Regions from separate parts of the Mus musculus genome. Here region 1 is linked to region 2. The links are chromatin loops, found by intact Hi-C in ENCODE. Cell type or tissue: heart. All regions are shown on one strand. Each heading gives the region's core, and the rest is flanking DNA. Links, peaks and the distances in the headings are about the cores only.

Region 1 (8,329 bases), core at 159-8,158, 160 kb after region 2:
ATGAATGAATTTTTTGTAGTGTGTCTGGGCGCATGTGCAAGAAAGTAGGAAAAATGTTTCTGAAACAAAACTTGACAAATATTTGTAATGAAAAGTAAACTTAAAGATTGCTATAATTGCGCTATAGAAACAATGCAAGTATTAAACAAAATATACAATCTCCTGTTGTCAGTTTTGTTTTGTTTTGTTTTGTTTTTTAGTTGTCTAGGCAAGAAAAGCAGCAACAGTGCCCATAGACTGTGCCTTCCTGTGTATTTAAATTACTAAATGAACTTTACATTGGAAGTTTGTTTAGAAATTCTTAATACAGGGATGGGGCCAAGGTGACTCAGTGGTTTAGATGACACACTGCCTGGGCCTTTGATCCCAACACTTGGGAGGAAAACACAGATCTGAGTTTGAGGCCAGCCTGGTCTACAGAGGGAGTTTCAGGACAGCCAGGGCTACACAGTGAGACCCTGTCTCAGAAAAACAAAAACAATCACAACAATAAACAAAAAAGATTACACAGTGCTCACTGCTCTCCCAGGGGACCGGGGTTGCCAGAACCTGTGTCCGATGGCTCACAGCTGCCACTCCAACTCCAGGGATCCTCGGGGTCATGGCCTCTTCTGACCTCTGCAGCTCATGTGCACGTGTGCATATAACTTCCCATAGACACACACTTATCCACTTAATTAAAAGTAAAATGGATTGGGCTGGAGAGATGGCTTCGTGGTTAAGAGCACTGACTGTTCTTCCGGAAGTCCTGAGTTCAATTCCCAGCAACCACATGGTGGCTCGCAACCATCCATAATGAGATCGGATGCTCTCTTCTGGAGTGTCTGAAGGAAAATGGTTCTTTAAAATAAAATCTTAAAGATCTTAAGACCAGCTTAGATGGCTCAGCAGGTAAAGGTGCTTGCCACCAAGCCTAATTAATGGGCTGAACTCAACTCCTGGGACGCACCCAAAAGATGACAAGAAAAGAACCTACTCCTGCAAGTTATCTCTGACTGCCACATATATACTGTGGCACAGATGCCCCTTGCCAGTAATCGCAAAAGTTTAGCTTTAAAAAGAGAAAGCATGGGCTGGAGAGATGGCTCAGTGGTTAAGAGCGCTGTCTGCTCTTCCAGAGATCCTGAGTTCAATTCCCAGCAACCACATGGCTCACAACCATCTGTAATGAGATCTGATGCCCTCTTCTGATGTGTCAGCAACAAGATGCTCATACAACACTAAGTATTTTTTAGAAAGAAAGGAAGGGAGGGAGGGAGGGAGGAAGGAAGGAAGGAAGGAAGGAAGGAAGGAAAACATTTCCCACAACCCCTTTCTTCTTTTCTAGGAGAGCAGGGACTCTAGGCTCCAGCAAGTTAGCCATAGCTAACAAGGATACTCACTCCCCACCGATGACAAGTGCTCAGGGGTCAGTGTCTTCCTGGATGTGTAGGGCACACGCTTACTTATGGCAGAATGTAAAGCCATGTTCATCCATCTGACATCTCTTTAGCTTTCCATATGGCAGGCCCAGAGGCTGTCTGCAAGTGGGAAGCAGAGCGTTGATTAACAAGCCTCACAGTGACCAAATGTGCGCTCCTGGGTAGGCTTGGGCGAAGAAGAGTCAAGGAGCTGGGGAAGGGCTGAACCTTGTAGCTCAGAGCTTTCCTGAGGGTGAGGAAAACAAAAACAAAAAACATTCCAGGCTAGGGAGAGACACCCATCCCCTACCCCCCGCCCCCCGAGCCTGAAATAATTGTGTGTGGATTTCTCAGGAACCTTAGTAGAAGTCAGGGCTGGCAGCAGAGAGGAAGGAGTGGGCTGGGGTACCCAGTGAGCAGCTGGGAATTGTGTTCCTAAAGACCTGGAAGCCTTTTCCCAGAAAGCCACCCAGTGGAGTGAAGAAGCTATGTTTGTCTTCACAAAGCAATTTTGTTCAACTGAGCTTATTGCAGTTTTTAGAAACAGTCTTGTTTCGTTGGTTGGGAAGTATTTTAAATCACATTTATTTGCTTACCAGGAAGAGGGATGAGGTGAGTGCATTTGTCCCGTGGAGGGTGGGTGTCGGTCCCTGTGGGTCAGAAGATGACTTTAACGGTGTTAGTTCTCCCCTTCAATCAGTTTCCCCAGGGATCTAACAGGGGCTGTCAACAAGCACAGCTACCCACTGAGCCATCTGGCCACCTCTCTGGTTTTCTGAGTCAGGGTCTGGCTATGTTGCGCAGAGTGGCCTCAAACTGTGGGCAGTCCTCCTGCCTCCCAGGTTCTGGGATGACAAGCGTGTACTACTACTACTACTACATCTGGCTCAGAAACACTCTTGAAACCATGTTATTCCCCAGACCTTCCTCCCCTGTGTGGTGTGAAGACTCCGGTGAAGATGGAGGCCCTCGTGGAAGTGGGGAGTGGTGCTAAGGAGAGGCAGAGCTCCAGGTGCTTTTCTTCTTAACTTTTTATTGGTTCTTTGTGGATTTCACATCATGCACCCCAGTCCCACTCACCTCCCCTTCCCCTCATACCCTTGCAACCATCCCTCTCCACACCCTGTGGGAAGCCACATGTGCCGTTGCAGAGTGGCACTGACTACTGCTGGCCACCACGCATAAGTTTGGACAAACAACCAATGTGTACATATGCAGTAAAGTCTTTTGCAAAGACACTGCCTGGCCCGGGCATGAAAATGAGGCTTTGAGAGTATAACCAATCAGATGTGAGACATGCAAATGAGGTATGATAATGAGGCTCTGTGAGGTACAGAGAGAGAGAGTAGCCAATCAGATGAGGAACATGCAAATGAGGCTTAGTGCATAACCAATCCGGGTGTGAGACACGCCTTTCCTAGGCCTATATAAGCAGCACCAGTTCTGGGCTCGGGGTCTTTTCGCCTCTGCAATCAAGCTCTCCCAATAAACGTGTGCAGAAGGATCCTGTTGCAGCGTCGTCTGGCGTGCGCAAGAACACCCCAACAAAAACATCTCATTGTGGAAGCTTTAGTGTTGTCACAGTGTACCCCACAGTATACCCTTTTGCCCACACTTCTTTGCTTGCAGAGTCCTTGGTCAGGTGACAAGGCCTCTGGCTTCTGCTACTCTATCAATTACTGGAACCTCAATGGGACTCCTCTTGGATATACTGTTGTTGCTCTGTATCATGGAGATCCTGCAGTTTTGGATCTGCAGGACCAGGTCCTTCACGCACTCCAGCAGTTCATTGATGGGGTAGATGCTGGCATGGGCCAATTCGATGAAAGCCCTGGATCTGGGCCTGTGAAGTATCTACCCTGGGCAGCCTGCCACAACCACACCATAAGGGCAAGCTCTACTGCCCCATCCAGGCTGGCTCAACCGATGCCACCACCAGCAAGGGCAGGGCCAACTCTCCCACTCATGCTCCCTCATGCCTTCCGGGCTGGCTCATCTGCACCCACGCCATCAGGGCCAGCTCTACTATGCTGCCCAGGCCCATTGCAGAACCCAGTCTCCTTGGGATGTAACTTACAATAGCAATTGCTGGACAATGGAGTTAGGCTTTTAAAATGCAGACTTGGGACTGGAGACTTGCTGATCAAATATGAAGATTTCAGTTCAGATCCCTAAGGACCCACATAAAAAGCTAAGCTGTGGCCTCCACCTCAGCTGTTGATCTCAGGGGTGGGGCAGTGACAAGAGGGCCACTTTGGGCTTGCTGGCCACCAGCTCAGCTCCAGGTTCAGCGAGGAGAAATCCTGTCCCAGGAATAAGGCAAAGGGTGGTAATGACCAATACCCTTTTCTGAACTCAGGAAGCTTAGAATATACACCACACACACATATAGACACACAAATGTAAGGTTTGCTAATATTTAGGTATAATGATAAAGACGAGGACACAAGTGTCAGTGGAGAGACACTTTGTCAGTGACAGTTTTCACATCCTGTGTGGCCACACAGGGAAATACAAGATTGGCGAGGAGACAGAGGAATCTAGAGCCGATTAGGGCAAGCGCTTTGCCTGTGTCTTCTGCAAGGAGGACGTTGAGTCAGGGGAAGCACACCAGGGCTGTATTGGCTCTGGGGTGCAGGACCTTCCTGAGTTCAGACCTTGGGGTGAAAATGACAGAAGGTATCCTAGGACTGTAAGGAGATCACCGGAGATGTATCCCCCCCCCCGCCCCCATTCCACCCACGCTGTGCTGCCTTGCATGTTTTCTAGGGTTTGTAGTCGTAGGAAGTGAGTTGCCCTGGCCAGGCAAAGGCTCCAGAGCCAGTCTCCAGAACGGAAAAGAAGATGCTGGGAATGAATGAAGAGTGAGCCCTGTGCTTGGAGTCTGAGCGACTGAAGTGAGGAGAAAAATGAAAGTTACCTCCCATCCGCTGACTCCTTAGGGGCTCCCCGGAAATTGCCTTCACCCCTAGCTTTTGCTTCCCAGACAATCCTTGGCTTTCTCTGTGGCTCAGCGCCCTCTTGTGGCGAGAGCTTATCCTCCTATCATTTCCTAAGGCCTAGTTCCTACGTGTCTTCAAAAGAAACACAAAGGCCAGGCACATACCACTTGAGAAGGGAAACAGAGGCTGGAAAATCAGGAATTCAAGTCACCCTGGGCTATATCAAGGCTAGCCTGGGCTACATAAGAACTTCTCAAAACAAAAAACACAACAAACAAACAAAACAAAGAAGAATAAAAAGGAGAAGTCTGCCCAGGTGTGGCTGAGTGGCAGGACTGGGGGGGTGGGGGGTAGGGGGGCGCGCACGCGCACGCCCACACACCCACCCACCCACACACACACACACACACACACACACACACACACACGTGCTCAAACACACACGTGCTCAATCATGCACACATCACAAAGGACAAAACCAACTTTACCTAATCTTTTTCTTAATCACCAGATTGAACTTTGAATAGCTTCGTAATTGTTTTTAAAGCCCATATTTAAGACGGCTAATAGTACATTTGGTGCCTACAGTAAACTGCATCAAACAAAGCTGGTTTATATTTAAAGACAAAGATTCTTTTGTTTGGTATGGTTTGGGGTTTGGGGTTTGATTTTCAAGACAAAGTTTCTCTGTGTCCTGGAACTCACTCTGTAGACTAGGCTGGCCTCAGAACCCAGAAATCCACCCGCCTCAACCTCCCAAATGCTGGGATTAAAGGAGTGTGCCACCACCATCCAGAGGTGTTTTTTTATTTTGTTTTGTTTTGTTTTGTTTTTTGTTTTTGTTTTTTTTAAGTCTCCAGGCACTTTAAGGTGCTTTAGCTAGAATGCAGTTATGCGCCCATTAGTCCTAAAGGCTCTAAACCCTGAACTTCCCTATGTCATCTTCAGTGCTCAGTCCCTGCTGCAGAGAGAGTCCTGGTTCATGGACGATGTTGTCTTCGCCTTCATCATATGCACCAAACACAAGGAATTAAATCAAGTTACAGGTAGTAGGCAGCTTCATGGATTTCTTCTTGATTCCAGGCTCCAGCTGCTCTCTGGCAGAGAGCACACCTCTCTAAAATAGGGACGTCTTGGGCACCTGTACCCAGAGCTGGAGATAAGCAAGGCATGGCAGCACATGCCTTTAATCCTAGCACACAGGAGGCAAGGGGATCTATAGATGAGCTCAAGGCTAGCATAGTCTACACAGCAAGTTCCAGGGGTAACCAGGGCTACCTAGTGAGACAGTCATCTCAAAAAAAAAAAAAGCTTGAAATGAAAATTAAGTCAGGGATGGCCGGATGGCTCAGTGGGGAAAGGCACCTGCTGCTACTGTGGCACCTGGGGCCCTGTGTTCAGTCCCCGAGTGGAGGAAAGAGAGCACAGACTCCTGGGAGTGGTCCTCTCACCTCCACATGTGTACAAACATGCATGTACAAAAATAAATTAAAATGTGATTTAACATTTTAATCTCTCTCTGTGTCTCTGTCTCTGTCTCTGTCTCTGTCTCTCTCTCTCTCTCTCTCTCTCTCTCTCTCTCTGTGTGTGTGTGTGTGTGTGTGTGTGTGTGTGTGTGTGTGTGTGTGTGTGTGTTAGCATGAGTGTGGAGGTCAGAGGGCAGCTTGTAGAGGTTAGTTCCCTCCGATGTGTGGATCCCAGGGATGAAACCAAGATTGTCACAGCCTCAGCATCCCTGCTTTGGATGGCTGAACCATCTTGCCAATCCATAGGAAACTAATTTTAAAAATTCACAGTCCAGCTTGTCATTTGAGTGGGTTATGTATACCAAAGGAGGTAGCATACCCCATAGCAACGATTTTGCTTCCTAAGCAAGTAGTAAGATAGCTGTCATCTCTTGTTTATATATTTATACACGTGAAATTACAATTATACCACTCCACCTGAGTGCATGTGTAAGCACATACTTGTGCGTGCGCACATGTGTGTGCACAAGAACACCTCTTAGGTAGGTAAGGCCTATGATACCCCCAGCATGGGGCATAGAGCCGGAAACCTGACAGAAGCCGACCACTGGCTGTACTGCTTTCCCTTGCCACAGTCACCGTGGACCACCAGATTTGAGACTCGGCATCTCAGATTCAGGGAGAAAGGAAATCCACCCTAAGGGAGAGGAGAAGGGGGCATCAGAAAAACGAAGTGGGTTTTCTCCAGTCCTCCGTGCGGGTGTTGAGGACCACCCACCACCCATGAGCCTTATGAACCATTGACAACATTCCAGAGCTTGCCCTCCAACTTCAGTGGGGTCGGTGACTTTACACAGAAGATTTTTCAAATGTCGGGTCTCTTGAATTCTATGTTCAGCCCGTTAACTGCATAGAGTCACCTGGGCAGGACACACAACCCTGGAACTTTGCCTTCCTCTGGAGTCTAATAAGTGACGGGTATGGCAGTGTATGTGGGGAATTATGAGAAGGTTAAAGGTAAGCAGAAGGGATGACGGTAACTGTCTTGAAAAGTGCTCTCTGGGGGCCATATCAGGGCCCAAGCAGTGATACCTAACGTCACTAGAGAACAAGAAGAATGAGCGGCAAGCCAGCCGGATGGGATTGAATAAAATAGTCTTTCAAAGCCATCACAAGGTTTGGAATCTTCTTCAAGATAATACAGGGCTGGGAGAAGTAGTTGAGCTGTAGATAAAACCAGACTCGCCGTATGTGGAGAGCTGAGAGACCAGCTCATGGGGGAATTCATTAGATTATAATGCCCACTTTTATGATTTCAAATCTGGAATTAAAAAACACATGAAACAATTTTAAGATTCCCAAACATTATTAACTATAAACATACCAAGCTCAAGAACCATTGAGGCAAACATTACCTGCCATAATTGTAGCTGAGCAATTGCCTTTCTTTAATTTCCGGGGCCCAGCGACATCTAATCCGTATTGTGAAATGGATGGCTCAAGTTTCATTGAATGTTACACGACTATCACAGAGCCCTCCTCCAGTCCGATCCCCTTCTCATTAAGCTGCCCTCTGGCTGTCATTCTGCCTTTGGGGAAAGAGTGTTGGACATGTTAGCACAGCCCCACTGTCCCTATGGCAGTCACATTTCTCACTTAACTGTGACTACTCTGAGACTCTTGCTCTGAACATTGGTCCTACGAGTTTGGTTCATAGGTCTGTCCTCAAAAGTGGAACTATTCGTAGCACGCTGGCAAAGCATCCACGTTCTGTGCCTTTGAAGATCTGGGAAAAGAATGAGCCAAGGAAGGTTTTTCCAAGATGAACGTCCCCACTCGTATCCCCACCCCCAGCCCCTGTTCCTCTTTGTTCTCTGGCCTTCTATCTTTCAGACTTGACAAGTGTGTTCCTAACTCCAGACCATGACACCACTCATCTCCCCCAACGCTGTCCTCCAGTCCCTCACACAGCTTCTCTCCCACCTCCAGCACTCAGCAACCAGTCCTAGTGAGGAATGCCTTCTGGGTCATGCGTATCCCACACTGGCTCGCTCTAACATTCCGTGTTTGTTTTCCATTATTCTTCATGGCACATCTTCCACTGAGCACCACTGAGGCACAGCATTTGCTGCCTTACTGCAATTAACTAACCCTTTGTATGGTGCCCGAAACACTGGAGAGTCTCGTTCAATATCGACTGAACATGCAGATGAGTCATTCCTGGGATCTCCACGTGCAGTGATTGTTCTTCAGTGAAGGAAACTTGGGGCTGAACAGTAATACAACCAAAATAGACGGATGACATCCAGCAAGAGGTAATCGGGAGCCAGATGAGTGGCAAAATCAATCAATCAATCAGTCAGTCAATCAATCACTATAGCAGGAGGGCAATTGAAATAGGCTGAAACTGGAAAACAGTAGGAAGTGTGGAGCCATCACTCTGTGAACTACTGTGCTAAACATCCCGTCTGGTCTGATAAAGCAAGGTTGGGTTGGGAGGACAACCGTGTGGAGTCAGCGC
Region 2 (8,329 bases), core at 255-8,254:
GCCAAGCAAGTATTCTTCCACTGAGCTATGTTATCAGGGCTTACTTTTTGAAATACAGTCTCACGTGCAGCTTTGCCTCTGTCTGACTCCTGGAATCTCAAGTATTAACCCCTCTGTCTCCAAGTGCTAATGTTTGGTTTTATTTTTTAATTCTTGAACTAAATCACATTGAGGCCATCTGAGCACACCTAGAATTTGGATGTATACAGGCATTGCTTCTTATAGTCAAAGTCATTTCCAGCATCAGTAGCCATATGGTCATCTATCTGCCCCTTAATTGTGTTTAAACACCACAGTCATCTTTGGAATGAGTTGACATGCTCTTATAATTACCTTGATTGAAGTACCACCCAGCCATCCACAGCATTACGATGAATACAGGATAAAACTCCAAAGAGTTTTGCCTGGGGGGGGGGGACAAATAAAGATGAAACTTAATCCATGAGGAAACACACACTAATGTATTGATTTTCCATCTACAGGTGGGCGTTCCATCAATTCAAGCAAAAACAATACAAGAACTTACATCAAGAATTTAAAAGATCCTTCCACTTAAAAGGAGTCTTTAGACATGAGATTCAGACATTGCTCAAACCACAGAGCAGGACCAAGAATCATTCTCCTATACCCAAATGGTCACAGTGAAGTGCACCATGGCTCAGATTTTCTAAGAAACAGGCCTCCAGAGCCTAAAGAGATTTCCATACCTTCTCAAGCAACCCAAGAGGCTACTCAATTCACATTAAACATCTTTCTTCTTAAAAATCCTCTCCCACCCTCAGCTTCCCACTTGAGTCTTTAAATAATTCCCCTGAAAGCTTCTAAAAGAAAAGAAATGGACACACTCAATTCCCATTCTATGCAGTGGGAAGGTAAGTCACAAAAGCCATCCTTTTAAGAGCACCAACAGCTCTTGCAGGGGATCCGAGGTCAATCCTAAGCACCCATGAGTCTGTAACTCCAGTTCCGGGAGATCTGATCCTCTCTTCTGGTCTCTGTGTGCACCAGGCACACAAGTGCTGCATACATAGATCTGCATGGAGGCAAAGCAATCATAGACATGAAGTAAAAGTTAAAATGAGTGGACAGTAACGTTCCATTGCCTCTATTTGTCGGAAAGTCAGATGGAGATTTTGATACTATTTCTAGCCCAAGGAAATAGTTCTCTGGGAGCTACAGTTAACCTAGCAGACAAGGGGAAGGTGAGGTGTGGTAGTGACTGGGTTAACTCTAATTTATTAGCTGATAGCTCAGCCAGAGAAGACAGTCTTCTCAGTGCTCGTCTGAGCAAAGTTAAGCAAATGAATCCTGCTGCCGAATCCTGAAGCATGCATGGAAAGTCCTAACCTCCCCGACATAACCATCGAGAACCCTTTGCTCTCTGGGGGCCTGAAATGGGCAGTGTTGATCTCGAAATGCTTCCTTCCCTCTCTTCTCGCCATCTCTTTAAGGCCCAGCAGGGCACCAGTGGCCAGGCAGCTCTCCTCCTCTCCTCCGGAGCCTAAGCGGAGGCTCTAGCACCCAGAGAAGTGGCAAAGATGGTTTTCTCTGTGGCCCTGGCATGGCCCTGGCATGTTTTTGCATGTGATGGGTTTCTAAGTTTGTAAGTAGCTATGGGAGGCTAAGTGAAAAGACACTTTATATATTTCATAGGAAGAATAACAACAGTTAGCTGAAATGAAGACCCTGCTTCCCCGAATTTCCCTTTCCACAGAACCTTTTCCACAGAACAAAGAAGAAGAAAAGCACGGGAGGGTTGTACCCCTTTCCACAGTCAGGGCAATTTCCGGGCCCTTTCTGGAAACATCACCCAACTGGCCCATTCTTTATTAGGTTTCATGATACACCCTAAATTACTCTAGGACGGGAAGACTGAGTTTTCCCACATGTCCTTATTCAAAATTAGCTGTGACATTTTAAACACCTCGGAAGCATCATTCACAAAAGTCTATTTTCAGACTTCTCTTTGCAGTGAATTAATGACCTTGGTGTTGCATTTTGAGGAACAAAGAGATACTACACAGAGCCTCCTAGGCACCCCCAGTTTCACAGTAGGGAAGAGTCTGGGAACCTGTGGTCTCTTTGGGGGTCTGTCCACAGAGGCTGACACACTGATGTGTTTTTGTACCCCTGCATGAAAGAGGGAGGAAGTCTCTTGGAAGAAAAGAGAAACAAGAGCAAAGGGCTGGCGTGGGTCTTCCCTTGTAGCTCAAGCTGGAGAACTCCTTAATGGAGAACCGCCTGGTGTGGCTGGATCACCTTCAGGAAAGGCAGAAAGACAGTACCCAGTCTCAGGTAACAAGGCTTCAATGGAGAGAGAGCCCTGAAATCTCCCCTCCCTCCACTGAGCCCCTAAAGCAGCCCCGGGATGTGGTCCAGTGTTTGGTCCAGGTCACAGCACTGTTCATCATTGAAGGAAGTCAGGACAGAAACTCAAACAGGGCAGGAACCTGGAGGCAGGAGCTGATGCAGAGGCCATAGAGGGATGCTGTTTACTGGCCTACTCAGCCCGCTTTCTTATAGAACGCTAGATTACAGCCCAGAGATAGTGCCACTCACAATGGGCTGGACACTTCCCCGTCAGTTACCAATTAAGAAAATGCCTTACAGTTGGATCTTGTGGAGGCATTTTCTCAATTGAGCTTCCTTCTCTTCAGATAACTCCAGCTTGTGTTGAGATGACATAAAAGTAGCCAGGACACCCAGGTATGGACAATGCTCCGGACCCCAAGGACAATACCAACTGCACTGAGACCAGCCAGTTGCTTGAAGCTGGAATGATGTCACTGGGAACACTGCCAGCTCCCAGAAGTCATCAAAAAAAAAAAAAAAAAAAAAAACAAAAAAAAAAAACAAGAACATTGTGCTAAGATATGGCATGAGCAGGGGGTAGTTAGAGGCCATTGAAATCAGGCAAGAATCGACTGTAGCTCTGTGTATGCTCGTGGAAAGGCAGGTTACTTTGTATTTCTTCATCTTTATCCCCCCAAGAAATGGGTCCCTGTCCTCCTATTACAGGCAGGAGTCACTCTTGGGCTCACTCAACCTCAGACCTTTGCAGACATGCCTCAGACTTTGGTTCCTCTAAGATGCAGTGTATGGGTCAGTCTGCCACAGCAGGGAAGGCTTGACCACCTGTGTGGAGCAAGTGGCTATCCCCTACCCCCCACCCACCCTCACCCCCACCCACCCCAGCTCCTCAGTCAATAAGCAGAAAGAGATGGCTGCTGTGTTTAGCTGGCTTCTTTCTTTGGTACCTTCAATTTAGTCAGAGACCACAGCCCATGGGATGGGTCTTTCCTCTTCAGTTAAACCTCTCAAGAAACAGCCTCGGAGACAAGCTCAGAGGTGTGTCTCCTAAGAGATTCCAAATCCAGTCCGTTTACAGCGATGAGCCATCCCCTGCATCTTTGTCTGTTTCTCGTCATCATCTTTCAGACATCAGAAGTAATTCTCTGGCTGCCAGTTGGGGGTCTCTGCTATTTGTGGCTGTCTACCTGGTAGTATTGCTTCACCTCGAAACACCTGGAGCCCCATTCTGCCTGCTCATTACCACCTCCACCCTGTGACCACACCCTCTCCTGCCAGCAGCACCTCTGAGCCCGGAAAAGCTCCCACAGCACGATGACAAAGCGCAGTGTGCCCTGCGGTAACCGCCAGCGTGAACAGATACACTCAAGTTAAGGGGACCAAATTCTGAAAACTCCCCCACTAACTAAGCTATCAGCTGCTAATTATTTTCACGGACAGGGCAAACCAATATGGAAACAATTTTAGCATCTTTCTAGCTACCTAGACAGCTACACTCTATGCTCTCCTTACAAGGTTCCATAGGAAGATTCCTGTGACCATTCTTCATGACACAGTTAATGATCATCACCTGTCAAATACTCGCTCCCCTCAAATATCCACGGGGGGGAGACCAGCTGTGTCTAGTCATTTTCTGATCACAGCCTCCACGGTGCAGTAGCCCTGACATCCTGTATAGAGGCGGGGGAGGTTGCAGTCACTGTTATAAGCAGATGTCACCAGGGGCCTGGAATTCCACACCAGGAAGAGTAACTGGAAAGGTCTTCGATAGGGGGCCAGTAGGGGGAGCAAGTGTCCTGCTTGGCCTGGACTTGAGATGTTATCTAGAAGGTGGAACTTCAAGTTTTGAAGCCAGTACAGTCCTGATCGGTTGCCCTGGTTTGTCCGGCGCCAAAATGTTTTAGGAGACCTGAGGCTTAAGGGAGAGAATGGCAAAAGCCAGAGAAAAGCTGAGAACTCTGGGTACCGCCGTGGTGATCACGTGCGCTCAGCGTTCCCCCACACTGGGTGGAGCAATGGCTGCAGACTGGGCCTTGCCCGGGGTGACTCCAGTGAGTGGGCAGCCTTCGGCTCCGTGTCTAATGCACACACAGAAGGAAGTAGTCCGAATCCATCCACAGACACTGTGCAGCACGGCCCGCGTGCACAGACTGAGGAGGGCAAATGCACCCCCACAGGTACAAAGGGAGCACTTTGATCAAACTAGGGCAGGGCCGTGTGTGTGTCTGCACAGATCAAACCATATTATAAAACACAGGCTCAAGGCTTCTCAGTCACAGGGAACCACTGTAACACTCTCTCCTGGGCCTCATAAAGACGGAGTCCTGCTACTGCTAGGACCGTAGCTCCACTCAGCAGTCATCCAAGTGTCCACTATGTGCATCAGGGACCCACAAGCAAAGAACTCCAGCTGTTTCCTGGACTTCAACATGGCATGATCCCTATTGCATCAGACAGTCCGTGCCCACTCCAGTTGTGTGTCACGCCTACTGCCTTACACCTCTGGGGCTCAACTGTGACCCCGTGTGACACAACTTCCATTGTGTTAAACCTCTGAGAGTTTGGGACACTCAACTAGGAAACAATACTGTATGTGTTATACATCACACAGAACAAAAGAGATGGGATTCTAAGAACGAATGTGAATAGAAACTGCAGCAGTGCCCTCCCCTCTCTGTGGGCTACTTAGACTGCAGGAGCAGCTCGCAAGTCACAAGTTGTAAGGGACAGGGAAGAGTGCATTCTGATAACAAATAGTACAGCGAAAACAGATAACAGATACAGATTAACAGGAAGGTTAGGGTTAAAACAATAAAGTAGGGAACACCAAGGAAGATAAATAAGAGGGCCAGCAACTAAGAGATAACCAAGTAGATAAGGAGAGAGGGAGGCCAGAGCTCAGAGCTCTGAGCCGGTGTCAGCAGGCCAACTGGCTTCCCTGAGACTCCATCCCCACTCCATTCTTTGGAGAATATATGCAAGGCATGGTTGTCCTGTCATATGACAAACAGTCTACTATTAGGTAAAAAATGACTTCTAACCAGTAATGTCTACCTAGTCTAGAAAGGAGACCACCACGCAGATCACAACATACACAAGACTACGGCCCCACCCCTGGGGGAGAAGAAAGACTGTAGATTCATCTTGGCAGCTGTGATACAAGGTAAATAAGGGAACAATGAAAAGACAGTTTAGTTAACAGCCACCAAGACACCTATAAGGCCAGCGGCTAGCAGGATAAGGGCCAGATAGTCAAGGTCAGCTGCTAATAAGGAATAAGTCAGAGACAGACAGAGTGGGGTAGGGCTTCCACCACCCTTGACTGGGTGGGCAGTGAGCAAACAGTATTAGCATCTCCCACTTTGGGTCGGGGGGCACACAGAGAGTATGGGGGATTCTACTGGCTCTGACCATGACAGCCTGGAAAACCAACGCAACAGAAATTACATTAGTCATTGCCTCATTTCTACCGAAAGTCCTATAAAAACTGCTATACAAAACAATTTAATAATGTTTTTCCCTCTCTGGGGACCACTCCCACTCTCAGGAAGTTCTCTCACTTTTTCCTTACTGACACCCTCCCCCCAATAAAGCCCATATCCCTTTGCTTACCCCGCATCTGGAACTCAAGAACCACTGTCTTCGGGTTGGATTTTGTTGACCATGGATTTTCCAACACCCACTGTGGTAGTTTAAAGAGAGCACACACACACACACACACACACACACACCATCCCCACCCCCCTAGGCTCATCTGTTTAAATGCTTAGTCTTCAGTTTGGTTGAGTGTTTAGGATGAGTTAGGGGGTGTGGCCTGGTTGGTGGTATGTCAATGAGAGTGGGTTTTGAGGTTTTAAAAGCCCATGTCAGGCCCGTTAGCTCTCTCTGCCTCCTACTTGTAGGAGAAACAAGCTCTTAGCTGCTACTCTAGCGCCATACCTGCCTGCCTGTAGCCAAGATCCCAACCATGGTTGTTGTGATGGTTTGAATATGTTTGGCCCAGGAAGTGGCACTATTTGGAGGTATTGCCTTGTTGAAATAAGTGTCACTGTGGGCGTGGCCTTTAAGACCCTCATTCTAGTTGCCTGGAAGTCAGTATTCTGCTAGCAGCCTTCAGATGAAGATGTAGAACTTTCAGCTCCACCTGCACCATGCCTGCCTGGATGCTGCCATGCTCCCACCTTGATGATAATGGACTGAACTTGTGAACCTGTGAGCCAGCCCCAGTTAAATGTTGACCTCATAAGAGTTGCCTTGGTCATGGTGTCTGTTCACAGCAGTAAGTAAGACAATTGTCATGAACTTTGACCAACTGGAACTTTGAGACCCAATAAATCCTTTCTTCTATACATTGCCTTGATTATGGTGTCTTATCACAGCAATTGAACAGTAACTAAGACACCCTAAGTCCCTGAGTCATGCACACTTGGACCAAGGAAAGTCCTGCTGTTCTCAAAACTCATTACTTAGGGTGACCCTCTTGGTGGGAGGGAAGCCTCTGATATGAAACTTTTTTCAGCATCTCTTCTAGTTAATAGATTCCTGAACATACAACGTGAACTTCTGCATGTAACAGCCTCATTCTGGAAGCTGGGGGGGGGGGGGAGCATACTCAAAGCTGGCCAGCCTTAGAACCTTAGGAAAGCTTTTAAAAATAAAGACAGGCCAGGCATTTCAATGAGGCTTTTAAAGATCTTTCCCTCCCCCCTCTGTTTTTGCTGATTCACTCTGACTCAGCAGATGCAAATTCACAGGTGTCAGGGCCTGGTCTGTGAACTTTGGGAAGCAAGAAGTCCTGTGAATTATGACTCTAATCAGAAGGGTCAGAGCGACAGCTTATCATGCTCAGAGAAGGCCTCTGGGTGGGATAAGGGTTACAGGAGTTCATGTATAGGTGGAGACATGTCTATAGGACAGGTTATATGGTGATCCAGACTGTAGTCCCAGCACTCGGGAAACTGAAGCAGGAACTCCAGCCCAACCTGAGCTACAGAGTGAGTGAAGGGACTCTGGCTAGCTCATGCGTGGTGAGCATGACTCTGGCTCGCCTTGCCCTCCTCTCCCATTCCCTCCCCCTTGCTAAAATACCGTTATTCCTAAGGCTAACCACAAAGGTCCATTCCCTTATTTGGCCACTTCCTCCTCCTGAGGCTGACTACCATGGTCCAGCTATCAAAATATTAAAGTCTGACAATCAAAAGCCCCCTTTGGTTCACCTAATTAACATGCCCAATTAAAGTTAAACAACCTCATCCTAGCACAGTGCTTCCCTCTTTAGCTATATAGGCGGCCATTTTCCCATGTGCCATGTCTCTGTCTCCTCTCTATCCAGAGGCAGTCCTTTGTCCCACACTAGGACAAATATTCCTTCCCCCTCTCTCTGTTCCCTTCTCCTTCCTCCTCTATCTCCTGTCCTTGTCTCTTTCCTGCCTCTATTTCCTGCCCTCTGTCCCTCTGGGGCAAATAAATCCCCACTTGGTCTTGTGGGTCCTGAACCAATACCGATCCTAGCAATAAGCACCTCAAAAATAAGAATTGGTTACTTAATTGACTGAATTATTCCTTGTTGGGTAAGTCACCTGCAGGAGTCAGCAGGAGGTGTACCACCGTGTCAGCAGGGCCTGATTCTAACCACCACGAAGCAATTGAATGGCTGATAGAAGCCAGATGAACATGCGAGGAGCCACTACCTACAACTCTGCTCCAGATCCCCTGCCTGTCACCAGCCTCACCACTGAATCACTCATGATCTTGGGCATCCTCTTTATCCACCTTGTCACATGACCACAGCACCCCATGAAGAGGACCATGATGTAAGGGCAGCACCCGGAGCCCCTCCACATCCGTATGAAGCATCCCTAACATATGCAGCCAAGCCAATAGAAAGCATCTGCCAGGTCAGAGCTCCGCAGATCTCCACAGACAGTGTCCGGTACACAGACCAGCGGTAAGCTTCCTTAGAGATGCTCGGGCCAGAGAGCTTGCTCACTGGGTAAGAGTACACAAGCACAAGGACCAG

What was found. Hi-C counts contacts between places; a loop is a spot of excess contacts. Peaks named below come from ENCODE experiments on the same cell type or tissue, not always from the same donor. Only the 100,000 strongest peaks of a DNase experiment are listed, where the experiment ranks them.
Region 1: a loop joins it to region 2, with 5 times the contacts of the local background. A loop is called at or near these places in 2 of 42 quality-filtered maps.

The regions. Positions count from the first base shown.
Region 1 is chr3:51,507,150-51,515,478 of GRCm38, reverse strand. It overlaps Setd7 (SET domain containing (lysine methyltransferase) 7), which reads left to right. Exons shown (of 8, transcript NM_080793.5): 8 at 1-161. Gm36008 (a long non-coding RNA gene) reads right to left here and starts at 4,491. Exons shown (of 4, transcript XR_003954701.1): 1 at 4,321-4,491; 2 at 1,997-2,050; 3 at 1,383-1,520; 4 at 785-824. In heart, for the core only: a CTCF peak has its summit at 4,424 (motif pointing left); a DNase peak (open chromatin) is centred at 4,388; H3K27ac peaks cover 332 bases.
Region 2 is chr3:51,669,640-51,677,968 of GRCm38, reverse strand. It overlaps Mgst2 (microsomal glutathione S-transferase 2), which reads right to left. Exons shown (of 5, transcript NM_174995.3): 3 at 334-404. Among named protein-coding and RNA genes, the nearest start is that of Mgst2, 13 kb to the right of the region's middle. In heart, for the core only: a CTCF peak has its summit at 4,098 (motif pointing right); no DNase peak of the experiment used is centred there; H3K27ac peaks cover 3,179 bases; H3K27me3 peaks cover 211 bases.